Linked DNA regions of Homo sapiens: regions 1, 2 and 3 are each linked to region 4. Evidence: chromatin contacts called from ENCODE Hi-C or POLR2A ChIA-PET data. All regions are on one chromosome and are shown on one strand. Each heading gives the region's core, a stretch centred on a gene start or an enhancer-like site at or near the end of the contact. The rest is flanking DNA. Distances are from core to core; before and after follow the strand shown.

Evidence for each region. A loop is a pair of places that touch in the nucleus more often than their neighbours do. ChIA-PET counts read pairs that join two places held with the same protein, here RNA polymerase II (POLR2A). Pooled maps may share reads with other maps.
Region 1: a map of OCI-LY7 shows a loop between it and region 4 (3-fold over the local background). The contact joins the enhancer-like site here to the promoter of SLC25A36 in region 4. A Hi-C loop is called at or near these places in 1 of 168 maps with a recorded cell type or tissue (OCI-LY7), 2 of 37 single-sample maps with no recorded cell type and 4 of 50 pooled maps.
Region 2: a loop to region 4 is called in a map of tibial artery, with 5 times the contacts of the local background. The contact joins the enhancer-like site here to the promoter of SLC25A36 in region 4. A Hi-C loop is called at or near these places in 2 of 168 maps with a recorded cell type or tissue (naive thymus-derived CD4-positive, alpha-beta T cell and tibial artery) and 6 of 50 pooled maps.
Region 3: a loop to region 4 is called in a map of naive thymus-derived CD4-positive, alpha-beta T cell, with 4 times the contacts of the local background. The contact joins the enhancer-like site here to the promoter of SLC25A36 in region 4. A Hi-C loop is called at or near these places in 1 of 168 maps with a recorded cell type or tissue (naive thymus-derived CD4-positive, alpha-beta T cell) and 7 of 50 pooled maps. POLR2A ChIA-PET finds 5 or more read pairs at or near these places in 5 of 52 experiments (CD8-positive, alpha-beta memory T cell, WTC11, activated CD4-positive, alpha-beta memory T cell and 2 more).

The regions. Positions count from the first base shown.
Region 1 is chr3:141,378,069-141,380,768 of GRCh38, reverse strand. The region is part of intron 2 of ZBTB38 (zinc finger and BTB domain containing 38); the gene reads right to left. Among named protein-coding and RNA genes, the nearest start is that of ZBTB38, 11 kb to the right of the region's middle. RefSeq lists a silencer at 902-951 and enhancers at 1,082-1,171, 1,202-1,351. Within about 2 kb of position 1,373, at least 6 of the 41 ENCODE cell types and tissues checked have a DNase peak (open chromatin) inside an H3K27ac peak, as active enhancers do; they include OCI-LY7, where a contact is called at or near this core.
Region 2 is chr3:141,293,813-141,296,512 of GRCh38, reverse strand. It overlaps PXYLP1 (2-phosphoxylose phosphatase 1), which reads right to left. Exons shown (of 6, transcript NM_001037172.3): 6 at 1,589-2,700. Among named protein-coding and RNA genes, the nearest start is that of PXYLP1, 63 kb to the right of the region's middle. Within about 2 kb of position 1,397, at least 4 of the 41 ENCODE cell types and tissues checked have a DNase peak (open chromatin) inside an H3K27ac peak, as active enhancers do.
Region 3 is chr3:141,265,835-141,268,534 of GRCh38, reverse strand. The region is part of intron 2 of PXYLP1 (2-phosphoxylose phosphatase 1); the gene reads right to left. Among named protein-coding and RNA genes, the nearest start is that of PXYLP1, 35 kb to the right of the region's middle. Within about 2 kb of position 1,419, at least 5 of the 41 ENCODE cell types and tissues checked have a DNase peak (open chromatin) inside an H3K27ac peak, as active enhancers do.
Region 4 is chr3:140,940,468-140,943,167 of GRCh38, reverse strand. It overlaps SLC25A36 (solute carrier family 25 member 36), which reads right to left and starts at 1,332. Exons shown (of 7, transcript NM_001104647.3): 1 at 1,073-1,332. The coding sequence starts at 1,113. RefSeq lists enhancers at 179-408, 48-895, 989-1,358.

The DNA of each region.
Region 1 (2,700 bases), core at 124-2,623, 440 kb before region 4:
AGAGAAGCTTAACAAACCTCAGTGAGTCTTTAACTCCTTTCGACTAAAGAAAAAAACACAATGCATTTTGGTTGTATTGAATTATCTACCTAAGCCCACGTCTCTGGCTTGCTTCCTGCAAGATCTTTGTATCTTCCAGGGCACTAGAGCATTTCCTAACACCATGGAGAGGCTCACTGAGGATGTTTTGGACTCACCAACATCAAACTCCGGAGTCCTTTCTCTACCACTACCAGTGGGATCCTCAGCTTTGTATCATGAAGCCACTTCCTAAAGTTAAAGTACTTGCTTCAGGAGTTAAGGAATGGGCTTGGGGGCTGAAAATCTCTATGAAAATCTTTCAAGCACTTAATCACTTGTTTACCAAGGGGAGCCACAAGTTGTCTGGCAAGCAGACCACAGTGCTTTGTGTAAACCTGTCTCTCCTAGAACAGGGAAAGAGGAGACAGAAATAAGAGTGGCCTGACAACACTGCCACAGCCCCCAAAGAATACCTCAACATTTCCTCAGGCCCTCAGTGGCAGAGCGTGTTTCACAGAATTAAAGGACAAGGAAGACGCTTTAGAAAATGCCATCTAAACCATTTCTTTGAGGGAGAAGAAAATTAGGTTCAAAGAGAGTAAGTGTCATATTTACATAAATGCCTCATCAATGAGCATAGAAGCCATATTCCTTAATTTCTAGCATTCTGCTCTTTGTAATTCAACACACTGACTCAATTAAAAAAAATTCTAAGCTGTCAGATACTTAAAAATAGTTATAGGTTAATTGAATTAATGACTAAATGACAGAATGGAGGGTTTATAATATGTTTTCCAATTCCTCTCAGATGAAAATATCATACTACATTTGTTTAACTAAAAACAAAACTCAACTAAATATAATTTTAAGCAAAATAGTCAATGTTGGCCAAAATATCACCTGAAACTTCTCAATGTCACTTGAGACTTGTCAGAGAACCAGACTTGATTGCTATATTAAGTCAATTGACTAAGTTTAGCCTGCTGAAGTAGCCTTTATCCTCTTTGGTTTGCAAAGAAAAATCTCATGATTTAGCATGAACGGCTAAAAATAAGCTGCAGGTTTCATTTTCCGTTGTTCAGTATGGTTTTGAAACTAAAAGGTGCAAAACTACGAGATTCACCAACGACTACGGAAAGTCAGCGATTAAAATTGTCACCTTTCTAGCACACGATCCTGGTTGCCAACTCACAGCCAGGCCCGAGAAATGAGCACCGCTGTCCCTCTCATCATGGTCTCTTGAGTTGAGTCCCTCTAATAACTAAGGCACAGTTGGAAGCTGGAGGCTGAGGCCAGTCCTGGGGTAGCAGTGGATTGTGAGTGTATTGTCACATCCGGACAGGATGCCGCATAGACTTCAGCCCATATGCTCAGCCTCCATCTTAGGTGATGCTGGGGACTCCTCTGCAGAACCTGGGAGTAAATACAGCTCGAGTTTCATTAAGATAGGGCTCCCAAGGTGGTGAGTGCAGCAAGTCCCTCTTGACCTAAATGCCCATGGCCTTGTGCAATTCCATACTGCCAACCCAGGCAGCTCACAATAAATTTAATTTCAAAACTGTCTTTCCAGGGCCAAGTCTGGCAAAAAGGTATTTGACAGGGACGTAAATGCTTCAAAGAGAAGGCAGCCATCTCACTCTGTAGCATTCAGCTGTGGCACAAGGCCCAGAGACAGCAGCGCTGTTAAAAGAAAGCCCTCAGCTGAATGAGATTGAAAGGGGGCAAAGAAGGGTTAATCTCCTTCCATTAAAGGAGGGCCCATTTGGTGAAGGTGAAGAGTGTAATCTGTATGAAGAGCAGAGCAAAGAGCCATTCCAGAAAAGAAATTACTGCACAGGGGCGAGAAGGATGATTTGTCCTTGATTTTCACCATGAGACCATTTCTTAGATCTGAATCTACCTAGCTTTGAAGTTATGGTCTCAGGGAGGGGTAAATGGGGCACATTCACATTCATTGCTGGCATACTTGAGCTTTGATTCCATCCGAGATGGGCTGTCAGTCTCTGAGAAGCAGAGGGTGCGGCCAAAGCCAGCAGGACATTGTAGACTTCAAACCACAAGTTAGAAGGCGGCAAAATAAATAGTAGGAGTTGCTCATAAAGGGGAAGCCAGGGGATAAATCCCCCTCCTCAAGGTGGGAGAACCCTGTTTTAAACATAGTTTTAACAACTTTTAAAAAGTTTTAATACCTTTTTTGTGAAATAGCATAAGACGTACAAGAAGTTATACAGTGTCTACTTTCTCCACCTTCCCCCAGTGTTGTCTTACATCGCTGTAGTACTTGGGCTAAACCAAGAAACAGATGCTGGTATAGTTCAAATAAACGCAGATACAGTCTTATGTGATTTTACCAGTTTTTACATGCACTCTGTGTGTGTGTGTGTGTACCTGTATGTCTACAGTTCTATGCAACGTATCACATGTGCAGGCTGGAGTGATGACCATCACCATCAGAATAGAGAATAGTCACCACCACAGTTCCCTGTGCTCCTCCTCTGATAATCACACCCATCCTGACAACCACTGATCTGTTCTCTATCACTGTAATTTTTTTTTTTTTTTGCTTGTTGAGACAGGGTCTCGCTCTGTCACCCAGGCTGGGGGTGCAATGGCAAAATCATGGCTTACTGCAGCCTCAAACTCCTGGGCTCAAGCAGTCTTCCCATCTCAGCCTCTCAA
Region 2 (2,700 bases), core at 148-2,647, 350 kb before region 4:
AGAAACTACCATCAGAGTGAACAGGCAACCTACAGAATGGGAAAAAATTTTTGCAATCTACTCATCTGACAAAGGGCTAATATCCAGAATCTACAAAGAACTCAAACAAATTTACAAGAAACAAACAACCCCATCAGCAAGTGGGCGAAGGATATGAACAGATGCTTCTCAAAAGAAGACATTATGCAGCCAACAGACACATGAAAAAATGCTCATCATCACTGGCCATCAGAGAAATGCAAATCAAAACCACAACGAGATACCATCTCACACCAGTTAGAATGGCGATCATTAAAAAGCCAGGAAACAACAGGTGCTGGAGAGGATGTGGAGAAACAGGAACACTTTTACACTGTTGGTGGGACTGTAAACTAGTTCAACCATTGTGGAAGACAGTGTGGCGATTCCTCAAGGATCTAGAACTAGAAGTAGCATTTGACCCAGCGATCCCATTACTGGGTATATACCCAAAAGATTATAAATCATGCTGCTATAAAGACACATGCACACGTATGTTTATTGCGGCACTATTCACAATAGCAAAGACTTGGAACCAACCCAGATGTCCATCAATGATAGACTGGATTAAGAAAATGTGGCACATATACACCATGGAATACCATGCAGCCATAAAAAATGATGAGTCCATGTCCTTTGTAGGGACATGGATGAAACTGGAAACCATCATTCTCAGCAAACTATCGCAAGGACAAAAAACCAAACACCACGTGTTCTCACTCATAGGTGGGAATTGAACAATGAGAGCACTTGGACACAGGAAGGGGAACATCACACACTGAGGCCTGTTGTGGAGTGGGGGGCTGGGGGAGGGATAGCATTGGGAGATATACCTAATGTAAATGACGAGTTAATGGGTGCAGCACACCAACATGGCACATGTATACATATGTAACAAAGCTGCACGTTGTGAACATGTACCCTAGAACTTAAAATATAATAAAAAAAAGAAAAATAAATAAATAATTACATTGTAAAAAAAAAGAGAAATACTTCTAAGACATACTATTAAAAGATACAAGCTATTAAAAGTATTTTTAAAGGAAAAATATTTTTAAGGGAAGCAAGTCACAGAACTATATATATATACACACACATATTATATATATTTACATATATATAAAATGATCTAGTTCCTATTAAAAACTACATATATTTCTGAATCTACATGGAACTTTTCCAGAAGAATGTCAGACAGCTCACAACATTACCTCTGGAGGTGGGATTAGATGAGAACATCACTTCTGAAGCTGTTTTTCAGTATTGGTTATTTTCTAGTGGGCATGTATTAATCATAAAAACAAGGAAGCTAAATTATGCATGTATACACCCAGGCCTGTCATGAGTTAAGTCATTAGACCACTGCCCAGAAACCAAGGACTATGACTGTGTCCACTGATCTCATCTCTGTGCTTAGTGTTTGTTATGGAATGAAGTGTCTCGGAACTTGATAGTGAGGAAGATATTTTGATGCTGTGCATACCAGTGTCTTAGAAGACAAAACTGTTATCTACACTTTTGGTGTTGACTCTTAGCCACAATATTTACTTTTACCAACAGATACTATCAATTGATTTTTTAAAAAATCTTCCGAGTCACTTTTATTTTTAAGTCTTCAAGCTGTGTTTAGCAGTTCTAATTCAGATATATTGTGAGTGGGAAGGAAAGAAAACACATTTAGTCTTTGAATACTTGAGAGATAACACAACTTTCAGCAGTTAGTAAAGCAGTTAAAATAAAATTTTAAAATACTGGTTCTCTGCATGACATTTGAATGAAGGGGGAAAAATAAAATACTGGCTCTCACTTGAAAATAACTCGAGTGACTTATAGGTACAAACCATTAGTTGTATAGTATAGGTATTCTTAAAAAATTTATTTATAGAAACAGACATATTCAAATGCAACACTGGACAAAAACAAAGAGAAAAAGTTGGAATGCCGATGACAACAGAGAATCTCACTTTCACTTTCCATTTCTCTGAATTAGCACCATTAGTTCAGAAATCACAGATGTAATTATAATTGCTTCTAATATATAAAACACCTTATAAAGATCTGTAAACTATCTAATAGCAAAGTTCTTCCAAAAACGCATTTAAAAATCAATCAGAATTTACCATTTGAAACTGATGAAAATGGTTTAAAAATGAATCCAGTTCTACAGCTTGTCAAAGGGAATGAGCCATAATTAGTTTTATTGGAAGAAAGTGCCTGAATTCATCTTCTAGCCTCCTTCTAACCACCAAGCAGGTACAGCAAATTGAATATTACTACAGGAATAAGAGTCATCTAAAACTGGTCTTAGAAAATATTTTCCTAAACTATAAAAATACTAAATGGCATACAAAAATTTCAGCATATACAGCAAATAGACTACAGCAGACAAATATTTAGAACATACTTAAAACTATCTTGTACCACAATCATCATAAACATCAAGTATTCTTCTAATCAGTTTTCTATGATTCATTCTAATTCAATGTTTATTTACCCTCAAGTTTTGTTCTAGTGTCAGATACAGACCAAATTCTGTGTTTCTAGCAGAAGTTACTGGAGGAACCATTGAATAATTCTTGGTATTCAACTCGTTCTCAAAGTGCTGGAAGTGCAATTGTAGTATAGCCTATTTTTTAGATGAGGGGTCAGCAAACTACAGCCCAGGGGCCAAATCTGGTCACC
Region 3 (2,700 bases), core at 170-2,669, 330 kb before region 4:
ATGTCATCAGCATGGGGCCAAAGCCCTGTTGCCAAGACAACAGGGAGTGAGCGGGGTCTGCACTGCGTGGCTTGGCTCAGCAGGCGCACACTCTGCCTGCCAGACTCCAGCTGGCCTCGCGCTCTCCCTGCAGTGGGTACAGCCACATAAATCCTGTGGCTTTCTATTCTGTTCATCTCTTCAGTGGATCTTAGAGATCTCCAGGCACTTTCCTGAATTCACTGAATACTTCTACTAATGCTTTCTATTTTTACTAACTAGCCGTGATAGTATTTGCTCTTGCTGACTCAAGACACACACACACACACACACACACACACACACACACTCTCTCTCTCTCTCTCTCTCTCTCTCTCTCTCTCTCTCCCCCACCCACCCGCATATAAAGGTACCATTTTAAAATTTAATATATTATGCACAACCTTCCAAGTCAATAGAGACAGGTCTATGTGATCATGAGGTAATGGGGTATTTACTGTTGTACACGTTGGTTGCCTTCTCCTTTGTTTCCTATTACAAATGATGCTGCAGTAAACATCTTTAAACAGATATCTCTATCCCCTCATCTAATTATTGATGAGAACTTCTTTAAGATAAGGAACTAAGAAGAAAAAAGGGAAGAAGAGAGAAAGGGAAGGTGGGAGAGAGGGAGAGAGGGAGAGAGACAGAGAGGGACAGAGGGAGGGAGGGAGACAGAGAGGGAGGGAGGGAGGTCATTATCTAGCTCCACCCTGAAAGAAAACTAGGAATGACCCACAGACATAAATGTGTCCATTCTCAGCTTGCAGAAGAACCTGCTACATGACACTCTCACCTTCCCACTCCAATGCATCTACAACATGAGCTTAAGAAATTGTGACAACAGCTTATTTGTCAGATTTAATTTTGTCACTCATCTATGGTGTTTTTTTTTTTTTCACCTGCAGATATTTAACTCTATGTGGCAACTGGACATAAAGCATTCTGAGGAAAAGCAAATTAAAACTCCCAGAAATCAAACAGAAAGTAAAATCTTTAAGAAAAGGACCAAAATTAACAAAAAATACAGAATTTAAAACTTTGGTCACAATGAAGAGATGGCGATATGACAGAACTCTTAGGTTAACAATGTAAACCTTCACTTTCAATTTCTCATACTTTTTGTCTCCAGCTGAACAAAATAAAAGCTCAGGAGGAAGCGCATTGGGGCTTTTAGAATAGAGGACGCAGTACGTTAGACCCTGTGCATTCTAAGGGCTTGCATCCCCAAATCTTTTCCATGAAGCATACTGAGATCTTCACGCATCCCCACATTCAAACATACCACTCTGTACTTTTCTCCACTGAACGTACACAGGACAAAGAACAGAGGACGACCACCTCCCCTGGCTGTGTGGCAGGACGTGGCTCCCTCAGCAGCTGAGCAGCTCACTTCCTGCTACTTTCATCAAGACGTGTGCCTCGGCAGAATCACTATCACCATATACTACAGATCTCAGGGGTCCCTGCAAAGAGTCGAAACCACAAATGCTAATGGCCATCTACAAGAGTGAGCAGGACTGAGGACACAAGGGTCTGAACCACCGAGGAAGGTGTCACAGCACCCTGGCACCTGTCAGGGCTCCTTGCTTGCCTACTCAGAGGCAGTTCTATGTTAATGTACACACTGTTCTATCAAGCATTGTTATTTTCTTTCTTAGCGGATATCAGACTGAAAGCAGCACAGAAAAAGGGAGGGGATATAGGGGATCAGGGCCACAGGAAACACGATAGCTCTGCAGGTAGAAGAGTTCCCAGGGAAACTATCGAAAACACATGCACACTCTTTCCCTCTCTCCCCCCGCCGTCTCTCCCTCTCTCCCCCTCATCTCTCCCTCTCTCCCCCCATCTCTCTCTCTCCCTCTCTCCCTCTGTCTCTCCCTCTCTCACACACACAGAGCTGGCTAAGTGGGGCCTCCTCAGCTCCCCACCTGAGAACTTCTAAGCAGGTTGCCCCCTTGGCTTCTAGACCACTCCTGTCCACAGTCCACCCCCTGGCTGCTGCTGTTCTGTCTCCTTCGTGGCCCCTTGTCCTCTATCTGCCCAGATTTTCTTTTGGCTCTCTCTTCCATCTGCACCGCAGGGCACAAATTCAGAAGCTGACAGGGACTAGGCAGGTGGGCGCTGTGGCGACCAAGACAGCACTCTCCCCACCCAGGGTGGCAGCCCCGACTCAGCTGCCCGGCTCCTGCCAGCGGTCCCCGTAATGCTCCGTGGGCCTCAGGTTGCTGCAGAGTCTGGTTTTTCAAAGAGGAGCTGGAAGTTTACATGAAATTGCCTAGTTTTAAAACTTTGGTAAATAAATTAAAAAATCTAAAAACAGGGGTTGGGCCAAACAAAACAAGTTCACAGGCTGTTGGTCTGGAGCAGCTTCCACTGCTCCAAGGAGCCCTGGTCCTCCGGAAACCAGGGCTTCACCAGCAGGGAATACAAAGTCCCCAGATGGTGGCTTCTGACAGGGTCTCTCATAGGCCTCAGACCCTCAGGTCCACTCTTAGGCAGGACACTGCATCCACTGGGCCCGCTGGCTACCTCCAATGATGTCCATGCCCTTCAGTGACTCCTCCCAGCCTGGTCTCCTTCCTGCTCTGCCCCAGATTGTCCTGCTGCTTAGGCCCTGTCCCACTTCCCTTCCTGCTCTGAGCACTTTCCCGTGGCCTCTTTCTTCAGACCCAGGGAGCC
Region 4 (2,700 bases), core at 83-2,582:
TGATAAGAAAACTCTTTATAATCCTCCAAATAAGTAACTCTTAAAATTGCTATGATTCTCCAAATGATTTAGAAGGAGCAAATCTAAACAGGAGGCTAAACTGGAAGCTCTAACACTCATTTTGGCAATCAGGGAACTAAGACTTTAGGCTTAGTCCTAATCTTGCACACACATAGTAACTATTAACACTATCTTCAAAAAATCTGACCTCTCTCCACTCCTACTTTCTCCTAAGCAGCAGAAAAGCAAGCGGTGTTCAAGAGGGGTGGTTTTCTCGAAAGGAATCTGACCCCAAAGGTACTGGAAAGCTTTGCACCCCATTCACCACCTGGAAAACCTCGGGCAAGAAATTTTCCAAGGGCTAGAAACACCCTACAGCAACCACGGGAGAATACCAAAGCCTTCCCCGCTCGATCCCGTAGCCCCCTTACCACCCACCTTGCAAAGCCGAGCCCGGAAATGAGCGGCCCGAGGTCCGAGGTGGGGCGTGAGTGACGTGCAGAGGCCCAAGCGAGCGCTGCAAGGAGCGAGGGCTAAAGGAGTCTCCGGCGCCCATTTTGTCCTCAGCCTCCGCACTTTCCGCCCCGTCCCCTTGGGCCATGCAACCTACGCGAAATCCGAAGCCAGGCTCCTCAAAGCGGCCCTGGATCCCCGACGCCTGCTAGATTGCGGCGTGCGGCCAGGTCCAGCGGCGTCCGGGTAATCAAGCGCCGACCCCAGCTCTTGCCCGCGTCTCCTCAGACGCATGGATTCGGCCTCCGCCTCACCCCGGCCCCGCGGGCCCAAAACCTCACTCCCGGCCCGGGTTTCATGCCTCAACCCTCTTTGCCCGGGCCTCACTCTCTCGCCCTCGGGCCCGGGCCTCACCCCCTTGCTTCCCCGAACCGGAGCCCCCCTCACCACCCACGGGCTGGGTCGCTCCCCTCACCCGCAGGCCCGTGGCAGCTCCCCGCCCAGGCCTCACTCCCGCCCCCCCACCCCCCCACCCCCCTCGGCCCCCCTCGCCCCCCTCGCCTGCGTCTTCGGCCCCAGCACCCTCAGCCCCAGTGCGCACGCCCCGCCAGGACCTTACCCTCCGGCAAACAGATGCACCAGCGTGTCCCTCTGGCTCATTCTCTCTCCCGCATGTCCTCCGGCCGCTGAGGCGGGACGCGGATCTGGCCGCCCGCTACGGCAGGCGGCTTCGGTCCCGGACTGGAGACGCACAGCGCCCCGGGGACGGCGAGGAGAGCTGGCCGAGATGCGGCTGCAGAAAGCAACCGGCACAGCCCTCCCCGCGGCACTCCAGCCGCGCCACCGCCTGCCTAAGCGCGCCGCCCTTCACCAGAGGCTGAAAGCGACGCAGCGCAGCGCGACGGAGAGTGGGCGGGGGATGGTAGGGGGAAGATGACTATTTGATGGCTCCCGACATAAACAGAGGCTCCCATTGGTGTGAGCGTCGTGACGTCACGCACTCTGCAGTGTTCTTTCACGTGATCCCTACGGGCTCTTTCAATGAAAGGGGCCGCGAGGCGTGGCCAGAACGCGTGCCCGGAGGGTGGTAGGTCACCGCGCTCCTAGCACCTGAGACCTGGGGCGCCCCTGGCCTGAGTGAACGCGCCAATCACGGCTGCACTCTCCTGAACAGGGAACTGGCGGGGCGGGAAAAATCGACTTGGTTCCGGGTTCGCAAGCGGATTTACTTTGAAAAAATTGGATTTATGACCCAGCAGTTCCCTTGGTGTCTATCTCAGAGTAACCCTCGCACAATGCATAAAAAGGTTTGTGCACGGATACTCCTATATAGGCTCACAAACAGTACAGAATTATGAACAATGCTTGCAGTTGCAGAAAATTGAAATCAGTGGGGGAATGAAGAAATAAATCATGAAACATTCCTACTATGGAATATTATGCAATCGTGACAAGGGATGAGGTGATTCCATATGGCAAAAAATCTCCCGAAGTGTGTAATAAGTAAAAAAGGCAAGTAGAATTAAAATACTTGGGTTTGTTTTTAAAAGAATAAAAGTTCATGGGAAATGGAATTAAAAGATAAAATTTAAAAATATAAACTTTGTTTTTCAACGTAAGCTCCATCAAGTTAAAGACAGTTTGGTAAGTGATGATACCGGCTCTTTAGTCCATCTGTAAAGAATTGAGGGTTCTGGGAATTTAATCATGAAAATGCAGGCTTTTTTACGTTATTAACTGAAGAAAAATGGGTGCCATTTACAGATTTTTCACGATTAGAAAACAAAAATATGTCAGAAGGAGCCAGGTCAGGAATGTAAGATGGATACCTGATAGTTTCCCATCGAAATCCCTGGAAAAATGCCCTTATTTAAAGAGAGGAATGAGCAGGAACATTGTCCTGATGGAGAAGGACTCTCTGGTGAAGATTTCGTAGGTGTTTTTATGCTAAAGCTTTGCTTCACTTTCTCCTATAGTAAGCGGATGTTATTGCTCTTCCACCCTCCAGAAAGTCAACAGGCAAAATACCTTGAGCATCCCAAAAAGCTGCTGCTATGACTTCGGCTCTTGACCAGTCTACTTTTGATTTGACTGGACCACTTGCACCTCTTGGTAACTATTGCTTTGATCCAGAATCATACTGAGAAAGCTATGTTTGATCTCCTGTTACAATTCTTCAAAGAAATGTTTCAATATATGATCCCACTTGTTTACAATTTCCATTGAAAGCCCTGCTCTTGTCTGCAG